2 separate regions of the Homo sapiens genome follow, and region 2 is linked to region 1. Evidence: chromatin contacts called from ENCODE Hi-C data. All regions are on one chromosome and are shown on one strand. Each heading gives the region's core, a stretch centred on a gene start or an enhancer-like site at or near the end of the contact. The rest is flanking DNA. Distances are from core to core; before and after follow the strand shown.

The links. A loop is a pair of places that touch in the nucleus more often than their neighbours do. Pooled maps may share reads with other maps.
Region 2: a map with no recorded cell type shows a loop between it and region 1 (7-fold over the local background). The contact joins two enhancer-like sites. A Hi-C loop is called at or near these places in 3 of 37 single-sample maps with no recorded cell type and 3 of 50 pooled maps.

Annotation. Positions count from the first base shown.
Region 1 is chr5:168,266,857-168,272,808 of GRCh38, forward strand. No RefSeq gene overlaps it. Among named protein-coding and RNA genes, the nearest start is that of WWC1, 22 kb to the right of the region's middle. Within about 2 kb of position 2,600, at least 5 of the 41 ENCODE cell types and tissues checked have a DNase peak (open chromatin) inside an H3K27ac peak, as active enhancers do.
Region 2 is chr5:168,876,834-168,882,785 of GRCh38, forward strand. All of the region lies in intron 5 of SLIT3 (slit guidance ligand 3), which reads right to left. Among named protein-coding and RNA genes, the nearest start is that of MIR218-2, 110 kb to the left of the region's middle. Within about 2 kb of position 3,283, at least 3 of the 41 ENCODE cell types and tissues checked have a DNase peak (open chromatin) inside an H3K27ac peak, as active enhancers do.

The DNA of each region.
Region 1 (5,952 bases), core at 1,350-3,849:
AGGAGATCGAGACCATCCTGGCTAACATGGTGAAACCTCATCTCTACTAAAAATACAAAAAATTAGCCGGGCGTGGTGGCGGAGGCCTGTAGTCCCAGCTACTCGGGAGGCTGAGGTGGCAGAATGGCGTGAACCCAGGAGGCAGAGCTTGCAGTCAGCCGAGTTCGCGCCACTGCACTCCAGCCTGGGCGACACAGCGAGACTCCATCTCGAAAAAAAAAAAAAAAAAAAAGAATTCTGGAAAGGCGGTACAGCCTATGGGTTAGTGAAGATCATGCACTCTGAAGTCAGACCACCTAGGAACCAGTCCTGACTCTACCACTCACTAAACGAACATGGAAACTTGGGAAGGTCACATGTGCTAATTAAGGTAAATATCATACGCTGTGTTAAGAGATAAACTCAAGTTAGCAGAAGAAAAGCTTCTCACTTATATAATAGTCCATCATTGGTCAGGGATGAGGATGGCTGCTTTGATGATTAAATGAGATATTGCCTGTATCATGGATATGTGGTACTCAATAAATGTTCTTTTTTTGTTGTTTTTTTGAAACGGAATCTCACTCTTATTCCCCAGGCTGGAGTGCAATGGCGTAGTCTCGGCTCACTGCAACCTCCACCTCATGGTTTCAAGCAATTCTCCTGCCTCAGCCTCCCAAGTAGCTGGGACCACAGGAGCCTGCCCCCATGCCCGGCTAATTTTTTGTAATTTTAGTAGAGACAAGGTTTCACCATGTTGGCCAGGCTGGTCTCGAACCCGTAACCTCAAGTGATCTGCCCACCTTGGTCTCCCAAAGTGCTGGGATTACAGGCGTGAGTCACCGTGCCCAACCTCATTTTTATTATTTTAGAAACTTTCTTCCAAACACTGATTTTTCTAAGAGTAGAAATTGAAGCATAACAATTTTCACAGGGGGAGAGATTTGTATGCGGGAGCTGGGAAGATGGAGAAAGATCTTCCCTCAAATCTCATGTCCTCAAGAGCAATCTCAGCTTCTCCCCTCTCCTGGGCCTGGGTAACTTGAACAAGTACTTTCAGTGTGTGGACCTTCTTCATGGCTTCAAGGGCTTTTCAGAAAGGGTGACATCTGGAAAGTGGAGGGTCTCAGCCATGTGAAGACTAGCCATGTGAACAAGGGACATCTGTTCAGGCATTCTACTTTCAGAGTCACCAAGCACAATTTTGTCCCTGGCACTGTCAGAAGCTGGGAAGACAAAGATAAATAAAACATGGTCTAAAGTGTGAGACAAACTCACAAGCCAATCAATCACTACAGCACAGTAGGCTCAGGGCTGGCACACAAGTGATGAGCAAACACATGATGTCCAGAGGACAGGAGTATGAGTTCTCTCCACAAGTTTTGTTGTTTTTTTTTTTTTTTTTTTTTTTGAGACAGAGTCTTGCTCTGTTGCCCAGGCTGGAGTGCGATGGTGCAATCTCGGCTCACTGCAACCTCCACCTCCCAGGTTCAAGTGATTCTCCTGCCTCAGCCTCACAAGTAGCTAAGATTACAGATGCCCACCACCACGCCCGGCTAATTTTTGTATTTTTAGTAGAGATGGGGTTTCACCATGCTGGCCAGGCTGGTCTCGAACTCTTGACCTCAGGTGATCCACCTGCCTCAGCCTCCCAAAGTGCTGGGATTACAGACATGAGCCACCGTGCCCAGCCTCCACAAGCATTTGAGCTGGGCACTGGCAAGTAAGAGAATGCAAGACAGACAAGGCAGGAGGGGGTAGCAGGAAGGAGAAGAAATATGCAAAGAGACAGGTGAGAAGTTCAGAGAGGCCGGGGCAGGTGCTAAGGATTAGAACCACCGGCGAGCGCGCTAGACACGGGTCCCAGGCCAATTAGATCAGGACCTCTGGAAGAAAGGTCTGATCGTGGGTAGGTGAGTTTCACCTGCAGCCCGAAATGAGGAGCAGGGGATTGGAGCTCAGCGGGAAGGGCACAGCCAGAGATGAGGTTTGTTGGAGGGAAGGAGGCAGGAATAACAGTCAGGCTAAGAAGCTGGGTATTCTCCTGCCAGGTCATGAGGGACATCAGTGTGACTCTTGTACATAGGGAGAAACACGATTAGGGAATCTTTGGGTTTGCAAAGTGGAGAGAGAAGAGTGGCAGAAGGCCCAGAGCCCGGGAGAATCTGCAACAGTCTGGATGAGGGCTTGAAGGAAGGCTGGGGCGGTCAGAACAGAGGGAGCGCTCCTCAAACCGGCTCAGATTTGGGAAATGAGGACGAGGTTCTGTAACTTGCCCAGAGTTGGGGACAGGGTCTATACGGGGTGGAACACCGAGAACAGATCCCGGCCAAGGATCCTCTCTCCAGTGCATGCACCATTCCTTCTCCTTCGCCTCTCCCTCCTCCACGACCAGCCAGGTGAAACAATTAGGGAGAAGGGATATTCTGATTACTTACTTACTTCAGTGATCCTCTGACCACACCAAGTGGCGACTTTCCAGGAAAGTTCTGATTCAGCACGCTCACACCCAAGCCCCGCCTTCCACCCTGAGGAGGCAGGTGGGCAGCCTGTAAGGCGCCATTCCCCAGCACCCGCAGCGGGCACTGTGGCTGCACGCCGCCCTCGGAAAGCAAGGCTGCACCAGCTGCTCCACAAAGCCCCTCCCTCACCAGCCCTCGCCTCCTCCCGGCAAATGTTGGGTTTGCCATCTGGCCACGAGGTGGCAGCCTTTCCCATGAAATCTGCTTGGAGGTGGGCCCGGCGCCTCAAAGGGATTTAGGGAAGTCGCCGAGCAGCCAGAGACTGCGAGGAGAGCCCTGGACTCCTGAAAGAGGCCCGTGGAATCGGTTCCAGGAAAAAGATTCCAAAGAAGACCAGTCCTGGGACCAGCCAGACTGGACTGCGAGCCTGCCTCCACCATTTGCCCACTGAGTACATTTCCACCTGGACTTCCTGAGCCTCACCTTTCCCATTTGTAAAATAGGGATAAAAATAACTGCTGTATGGGATTATTTGGAAAGCCTAATAAAAACAATATATGTAAAGTCCTTGGCAAGGGCCCAGCATTTAACAAATGCATATTAAATGGTAAGCTATTATTAAAGGAAAATTGTGGAATTTGGGGGTTATCGTCTTTAGATTAAAAAAAAAAGCAAAACAAACAAAAAAAATCCTTCACTTTCACTCCCAACCACACCTTTCTAGCTAAGCCTGGGCTTCTTATCTAACCTCCGAAGCCTGGGTTTCCTCCCCTGTGTAGTGGAGATGATACTGCCATCTGGCAGGGTTGCTGTTGTAAACACTCAGCCTCCCTCAAGGGGATGTCTACTGATTGGCAACTAACTTTTCTTATTCTCAGCCTTCAGTGAGAGCTGAAGTGTGATCCCAGCCTGAAGCTTGACCTGTTCAAGAGTAAGGAGCTCCACCCACCCCATCCTCCCACTTCAAGAGCTGCGTAAAGCCCTGGGGACTTGCTCTTCTAGAAGGCTCCAGGGAAGAGAGGACAGAAGAAGCAAAGCCTATACCCTCTTAGGGACAGTCTACCCAGTAGCCACTCTTCCAGAGATGATCAGTGTCCCTGAACTGAGCCCAATTCCAGGGGCAGTAAAAGGGATGTCCTTACACTCATGCATTCATAAAACGCTTCTATCCAAATTAATTGCTGTTATTTGAACTTCCCAGCCACTCTGTGAAACAGTGTGAAAATTGAGCCTTAGAGAGGACACACCACAGATCAGGAACAGGCCCCTCCCAGGTGGCTGGGAATCTTCGGTTCTCAGTCAGCTCTCTGGCTGTTTCCATTCCCAGGCCACTCCCTCAACAATCCCTTATCTTGGTCTTATCTCGGCCACATACATATAGATTTTGTTCTCAGGCTAGAGCCTTTGGCCAGAAGGAATCTGCCCCACTAGCTATTAGTCAACCAGTGAACATTTAGGAAACATCTATTACGTAGAATGCTGCAATGAAGATGGAGAAAGTGAACACAAGCTGGCTTCTGCCCCCAAGCAGCATCTCTGTATTAATCAGGAGAGGTGCAGGGGTAAGTGACAGAACCCTAACACAAAGCAAAAACCAGAATATCCAAAGGCAGGACTGGCTTCAAATTTGGTCAGATCCAAGGGCGCAAAGATGCTCACAAGGTACTGTCTTTGCTCCACCTCTCAATGCCACTGCCCTTGGGATGTGGCCTTATCTTCACAGTGATTTATTCCATATGTAGGAAAGATGGTTGCCAACAGGCCCAAACCTATATCCTTGCAGCACCCATGGGAATGTCAAAGAGACCCTCCCTCTATCAACAGAAGACCATGAATTTGCCCAAACCCCATCAGCCTTTCCGGGGCCATAAAGAGCGGGAAAGGAGTGGCTCTTACAAGGAAAATAACTGCCTAGACGAAAACGTGTTAATTGCCAACATCTACTGAAATCATGAGGGTATCTGTCCATTCTGTCCACAAATAGTGCCTGACATGCCGTAGGTGCTCAATGGACAAACCAGGTGCTGGGGACAGAGGGATGAATGAAACGCAGCCATCCAGGAGGAGTCTAATGGGAAACACCAAGAAGCGAATACGCAATATAATGTGGAAGTGGGCTGGGCGCGGTGGCTCACGCCTTAATCCCAGCACTTTGGGAGGCCGAGGTGGGCGGATCACTTTGGGTCAGGAGTTCGAGACCAGCCTGGCCAACTATGGCCAACATGGTTAAACCCCGTCTCTACTAAAAATACAAAAAAAAATTAGCCGGGTGCGGTGGTAGGGACCTGTAACCCCAACTACTCTGGGGACTGAGGCAGGAGAATCACTTAAACCTGGGAGGAGGAGGTTGCAGTGAGCTGAGATTGTGCCACTGCACTCCAGCCTGGGCAACAGAGGAAGACTCCATCTCAAAATAATATAATAACAATAATAATAATGTGGAAGTGGCTGGGCGCAGTGGCTCACTCCTGTAATCCCAGCACTTTGGGAGGCCAAGGTGGGTGGATCACCTGAGGTCGGGAGTTCGAGACCAGCCTGACCAACATGGAGAAACTCCGTCTCTACTAAAAATACAAAATTAGCCGGGCATGGTGGCACATGCCTGTAATCCTAGCTACTCGGGAGGCTGAGGCAGGAGAATCACTTGAACCCAGGAGGCAGAGGTTGTGGTGAGCCGAGATCGCACCATTGCACTCCAGCCTGGGCAACAAGAGCGAAACTCTGTCTCAAAAAATAATAATAATGTGGAAGTGCTGGGAAGAGAAGTTGCTATGGTATGGCAAGGACACTGGGGAAGGGCAGTTAGCTCCGCTTTGATGGGGATTTGGTGGAAAGCACTTGGATGGGTGCACAAATAGTGCATTGGGAGGATCTAGATTGAATCTGAACAGCCAAAAGTCACCCGGCTCCGCAGGGTTTCTCAGCTACCCGCCCTGAGGATACCATGGCCTTTCCCTTCTTCTGGGAATGTGGGAAGCCACCAAGCAACACCAGCCTGGAGAGCCTGTCCCCTGGGAAGAATGGTCTGGTCTGTGCGGGGCTAGAAGTCTGCTGCTCCTTCACTCTGGATCCCCACTCCCTCACTCCACACATGGGGAGCATGACTTCCCTTCACTTTCTGCAGAGGTGGTTCTGCCCATGGGACCATCCTATGTGCCTAGTACCAGGTTTCTCAATTGCGGCACCATTGACATTTGGGCCAGATGGCTTTGTTGTGGGAAGCCATCCAGTGCATAGAAGATGTTTAACAGAATCCCTGGCCTCTACCCACCTCACGCCCCACCCCTGCCTATTCGTGACAGCCTCTCAGACATTGCCAAATGTCCTCGTGAAAGGTAAAATGGACCCCAGTAGCGAGCCACTGCTCTAATGCATTCTCTCCCCACCCACTTCTCCCTCATTTCTCCTCACCCAAGATCCCAGCATTCCTAAGGAAGGAGCCTCTTCTCCCTAAGGAGACATTTATTGATACTTCCTATGTTCATCCAAGTGACACTCCCCAAGCCAAGGG
Region 2 (5,952 bases), core at 2,033-4,532, 610 kb after region 1:
ACCTTATTCTTTCCTATAGTATATTATTCTTACACAATAATAATACAATATGGTATATTATTATTTCTATAGTATATGGTATATATAATTTTCATATAAAGCATTTTAACAATGTGTATGATTTCTGGTATGTAACGGGCCATCGGCAAACACCTGTGAAATGAATGAACAAAGTCATTCTTTCAATACATTTCTAGTCCACTTTACTCCTGCCATGAACCATTTGGGTACTGGGGACAACACAGTGATTGAAACAGGCAGGATATCTGTGTACACAGGTTTGCTATGTGCATCCAGAGACAAGTAATAACAGGATAACATCCAGTAACAAGAAATAAATGAGATAATTTCAGAGGGTGATAAGTGCTCTGAAGAAATATGACTGGGTGATGGGATAGAGAGGGAAGGCAGTGGGGGACAGTAGGCAACATTTGAGCCGGGATGTGAAGGATCAGAAGGAGCTGGCTGTGTGGAGGTCTGAGGGTGTAGCATCTTATGTTAAGGGAGCAGCAAGTGCAAAGGTCCTGGGGCAGGAAGGAGCTTGGGGTGTTCAGGGAATGTAAAGGAGCATGGGAAGCATGAGATAAGTGAGAGCACCCAGTTCACGTACAGCCTTGCAGGACAAGACCAGGAGTGTGGACACTGCTCCAGGTGCAGTGACAAAACAAATGGCTGCTGAGATGAGCAGACAGAGATGCTACCAACGAACGGGTGCTGGTGTCCCTCCCCACACCTCCCTCACCCTCACATGAGATTACCACCTGCTCACCGGGGCGGAGACAGCCCTCATTAATCTCAGGAAGCAGGAGGGCAGACACGGGCGGTGCGGCAACACAGACTAACTAGAGAACACAAAGGCTGCCTGCCCAGCTTTGTTTTCAAAGCGTCAATTCCAAATTCTGCTAGCTGGCAGAGACAGGGGTTATTGATTTTCCCTTCTGGAATGCATGTCCTACACAGTCCTCGCAAATAGAAACTGAAAAACAGAGGAAAACATAACTGCTGAGAAAGACAGGGCAAGGGGACATTTAAAAAAAAACAATCCCTACTGGTTTTTGTCTTTTTCTTATTAGGCTTGGCTGGATTGTGGCCTGTCATCTCTCTTGTTTTCCCAATTCATTTCCTTTGGTTCTATCTCTACGTCTTTCCGTGATTTCTTTTTCTTTCCCTCCTCTCTCCTTTTCGCTGTGCCTTTGCCCAGTACCTAGCACAGTTTCTGCATACAGTAGGCATTTCATACTGGAGTGGTGAGTGTTGGTCTCTCTACAGGACAGTCTCTCTAAGGGTCTCTTTCTTCATCCAGATCACTTTGTCCATCGAACCGCCTGTCTCTCTTTAAATACAGCACCTTCCGCCCTTCTAGGCAAGTAGTGGAGAATGAGACCAGCCCATTAAACCAGCTTTCAGTAATTGCGTAGAGTGGCATCCCCAGATAATTACGTTCTCTCTCTTCTCTGGAGAAGCAGGAAGCAATTAGGGACTTCCTTCTGCTGTCTGGAGGGGCAGGCGTCCAGTCCCTTCACTGAGAGCATCATGCTTGTGGCTCCTCAGGTCCACAGGGCTCAGAGGCCGCCTGCGTCCTTTCTCTGGGCTCTGATAAAAGTTGCATGCTTGCCTACTTGCTTAGGTGAATAGGGACTCTGCTCTGTAGCAGCTTCTGGTCACTTTATTGTTCCTGTTTGCAGGCATGGCTGTGAGAAAAGGAACCCGGGTAGACAGAAGTGTCCATGGCGAAAGTCCAAAAGATGGTTGGGTGTGTTACTGATGGATGGTAGCTTAGTTGCAGAGGCCTAGGCCTAATTTTATCTGCTGACTTTTACCAACTTATACACATTGATGAAAACTTAATTTTATGTGGAAAATGTGGGTATCACAGTTTCTTCCTTTTTTTTTTTTTTTTAAGACTGAGTTTCACTCGTCTCCCAGGCGGGAGTGCAATGGTGCGATCTTGGCTCACCGCAACCTCTGCCTACTGGGTTCAAACAGTTCTCTTGCCTCAGTCTCCCGAGTAGCTGGGATTATAAGTGCCTGCCACCACACCCAGCTAATTTTTGTATTTTTAGTACAGATGGGGTTTCACCATGTTGGCCAGGCTGGTCTCGAATTCCTGACCTCAGGTGATCCACCCGCCTTGGCCTCCCAAAATGCTGGGATTACAGGCATGAGCCACCACACCTGGCCACAGCCTCTTCTTTCTTGAAGGGAAATGTCAGCGCAAGCAAAGAAAATATACGTCAAAACTACAAAATTATTTTTTAAACCAGATAGTTTTTTATTTTCTCCGTGTAGTAAAGCGTATGGTGTTACACATAGGCCCAACTGGTTGTCATTTTACATAGCATGCAGTTTGAAGCTGGATATGCCAGCAGTTTATCTTCTAGTCTTTAAGGTAATAGTGGAATGGTGTGAATTCCCTGAGCTCACACACTGTGGTGGAGCAGGCTTGGGGGCTGGGTAGTGGTTCTCAAACAAGCTGATGACAAGGATATGCATCTCTGAGATTTAAAATTTGCTATTTATCATTCACAAGGTAGACAATCTCCATAACTGAGGACTGGTAGGAGGAGGAGTGTTTCCTTAGCAGGTTTTATAGAAATTTAATTTGTGCTAAATGTCTCTTATTTTCCATGTGCCGATGCATATTTAAACATACAGCTTCATTATCACCTCTGTCCAGATGCTTCTCCTCCATGAAGCATCAGCTCCTCAGCTCAGGTCCTACAGTTCTAATTACTCACATGAGTTTTTCTCTTGGGCTGTAAGATTATTTAGTCTGACTCCCTCTTATTAAAACCAAGGAAGCTGAGGACCAGAGACATAGCGTGGCTTTAGCAAAGTCCTTCAACCAGCAGGAACTGGACAGGATGTCAGATCACAAACTTCCTCACACAGAGAAGATGCTCTGTCCACAATGCTGACAGAAGACTTGACATCACTTCACACCCAATGTGATTACAACCCAACTCAGGATCTTCCAAGCCTGGCTCCTCCTCCTGAACTTCCCATTTCTGTGAAGTGGAAGCTCCAAGAAGACAGAGCTCACAGATTTATATTGATATATCTTACTCCCTGCTGTTTCCCCCAGAACTAGCACTTAGAAGGCACTCAAAAAATAGTGTGAATGAATGATTATGAGAATTTGCCATCATTCTCTGTATTGTCTGAACTTGGAACTAATCGTTTTTCACTTCCTTTTCCATGGCCTCTAGCAACTCACTGACTGCGAAGCTCTGTTGATTTTGTCCCCAGGGACTGCTTACTTTGGCCTCTTTCTCCACTTCCTGCTTCTCTCTCCCAAGAGACAGCGTGAGAGAGAGATACGAGCCTAAACCCTCACATTGGACTACAGCCTCATCTCCTGCCCCGACCTTTCCTTCTGCCACCTCCTCCTGTCCCCGGTTCCCCTTCCAGAACAAATGTTTTCACCGTGATCTGTCCCAGGGCAAAAGCCATCCACATTCTCAGTGCCTACATCTAAAGCCCATGCTCCTCGCAGTCAAGGCTCTCCAGCAACCGGCTTCCACCTCTCTTTCTAACCCAATCACACACTCTTCTGCCCCAGATCCCTCCACTCCCATGAGATGTCTCTGCTGGAAACACATCTTATACAGTTTTGCCTTTACACTTTGCACGTACTATCTTTATTACTTTGTGAATTCTAACCACCATTCAGGCCCAGCTACAGTCTTCACTATTGTAACAAAGGAATACAGCAGCAACAGTAGTTAGAACTTTCTAAATACCTTTCATGCATCAAGCGTAGGACTAAGTTATTCATATGCATTATTTTATTAACCTCCACAAAAACCCTAGGAGGTAAGTCCAACTATTATCCTCATTTTATACAGTGGAAACATAGGCTTAGAAGTGTCAAGTAATGTACTTAACATCACAGACTAAGAACCTAGAACACATGGAATTCATACATACTTCTATCAGACCGCCAAAACCATGCTTCTAACCGCTAGGCTACATTGCCTAAAGCTGTCTGTTCCTTCTGAGCTCTGACAGCCCCTCATTACGTATAGCTACTTATTAGCCAACTTTCATGTTGATTGGTACTTTACTAAACATTTTCTTGTATGTACATGATTCTTGTCCCCAGTTACACTGTAAGCTACTGGAGAACATGAATTGTACCTCTGGGGCCTTTGGGTCCTGCCTGACAAGTGCCTGCTGACTGAACTGATTAGAGGTACACAGTATTCAATTCCCCTTAGGTGTTTTTGGTTAATTCATCCTTTAGGCAGTGAATTCACTCCCCTTTCCTTCTTCCCCGCAAGCCCAGCTGCTAGTAGTGAGTATAAACAAAGAGAAGATCCTCACTGAGTTTAGGATCCTGAGTAATACACATTTGCATGGCTTAGAGGGTGGTCTGATGGTGGGTGCTGGAGTGACTTAGGAGTCTGGGTTTGTAGAATCTTGAACCTTTCAAGTCCTGAGGCCTTTGCGTAGTTAGAGATATTGTAAGAGGGGAAAAGAGACCCTGTAAAACAAAATCTGAGAAACCCTAGCAACTATTAAGAACAATTGTGGGATTTATTCACTTTCTTAACAATCAAAAACATAGTCAGCAATTAACTGTCCAGCTCTGGTTATACATCACTACAATATGTTCTTTTTGGTTAATGGATCCATTTAAAATTAGTGTCATGAGATCTGACTGATATATCACTTTATATACGCAAAATGTTCTTTTGGGGTTCAACCACCAGAAAGCTGGTTGACCCTGAGTTAGTCACTGCCCCTCTCTGGGCCTCCATTTTCTCATACCCTGACGTTCTGGCAGGCTAATTAACATAGTTGTTTTTGGTTCATGTGAACAGTCTTGAGTTCTTGGAATGCATGGAACGAAATACTAGAAAAGCGCTCTGACATGTTAAAAGTGCCAGTTCAGGATGAGAGATCTCTCATTATTTATTTAGTGGTTTTGAAGGTTTGGCTTTTCTGTATCTCATTTTCTCAGGAAGATATAAACTCAGGAGGCTGTTTCTTGCGAGAAGCCTACACCTGTCCTGCAAAGGAGCTCCCATTCTTTGTGGGTGTGGCTGCTCCACCCCGCCCTCTCCTGCTCTTGGGAAAACACCCTCAGAAGCAGCAGCAGGCGGCCTCCTTGTCCCTGAGCCCCTTGCGAAGTCCTCTCTGCTTCTCTGTTCCCTCCACCCACCCCCAGAGACGCCTCTGCCCTCTTGCGTGCTTTGCATGTAAAACACCAAAAGCTTTCCGCTAAGTCCACAGGGGAGGCAGATAACCTGCATCTGGAAGCCATCACCAGCTGCCTTGAGTGTGCCAGTAAACTAAAACCCCTGCATTCATTACAGGGAAAAGTGACAATGTCTTTTTTTTAAGCCTCCCTTAAGACGTCTCAAATTGAATCTGGGGCTGCAGAGAAGGCTGCTGGGCAGAAGTGCTTGCTCAGCCAAATCAGACCTTCTTCCCTACCCCTCTCCAAAAGCATGTTCCGACCCCGTGGGCACAAAGGTTTAGGCAGAAAATTCAAGGCATAGTCCTTGTAGGGGCCCAGGAGTCACGAATAAGGGGTCAGTAGGAGAAGCCAGGTAGGAAATCGTCAAAGTTCAAAAATGTCACGCTGGAACAGTCCTGCGCTTGACTATGGTGACAGCTGCACAAATCTGCACGTGATGAAATCACACAGAACTACCTATGCCTGCGCTCACACAGGCGTATACAAGTGAGCACACGTGGAGCTGTGAAATCTGAAGACTAAGGTCTGTGGATTGTACCAATGCCAGTTTCCTAGTGTTGATACTGTACTGCGGTTATGTCAGATGCTACCATTGGAGGAAACTAGTATACGGACTTGTCTACTATTTTTTGAAACTTCCTGCGAATCAAAAATCATTTTAAAATAAAAAGTTTAAAAAAAAATCCTAGGCCAGTGGAAATGGATCTGGCTATGTCTCTCCAACTTCCTGGGATGTAAGTCCCCAT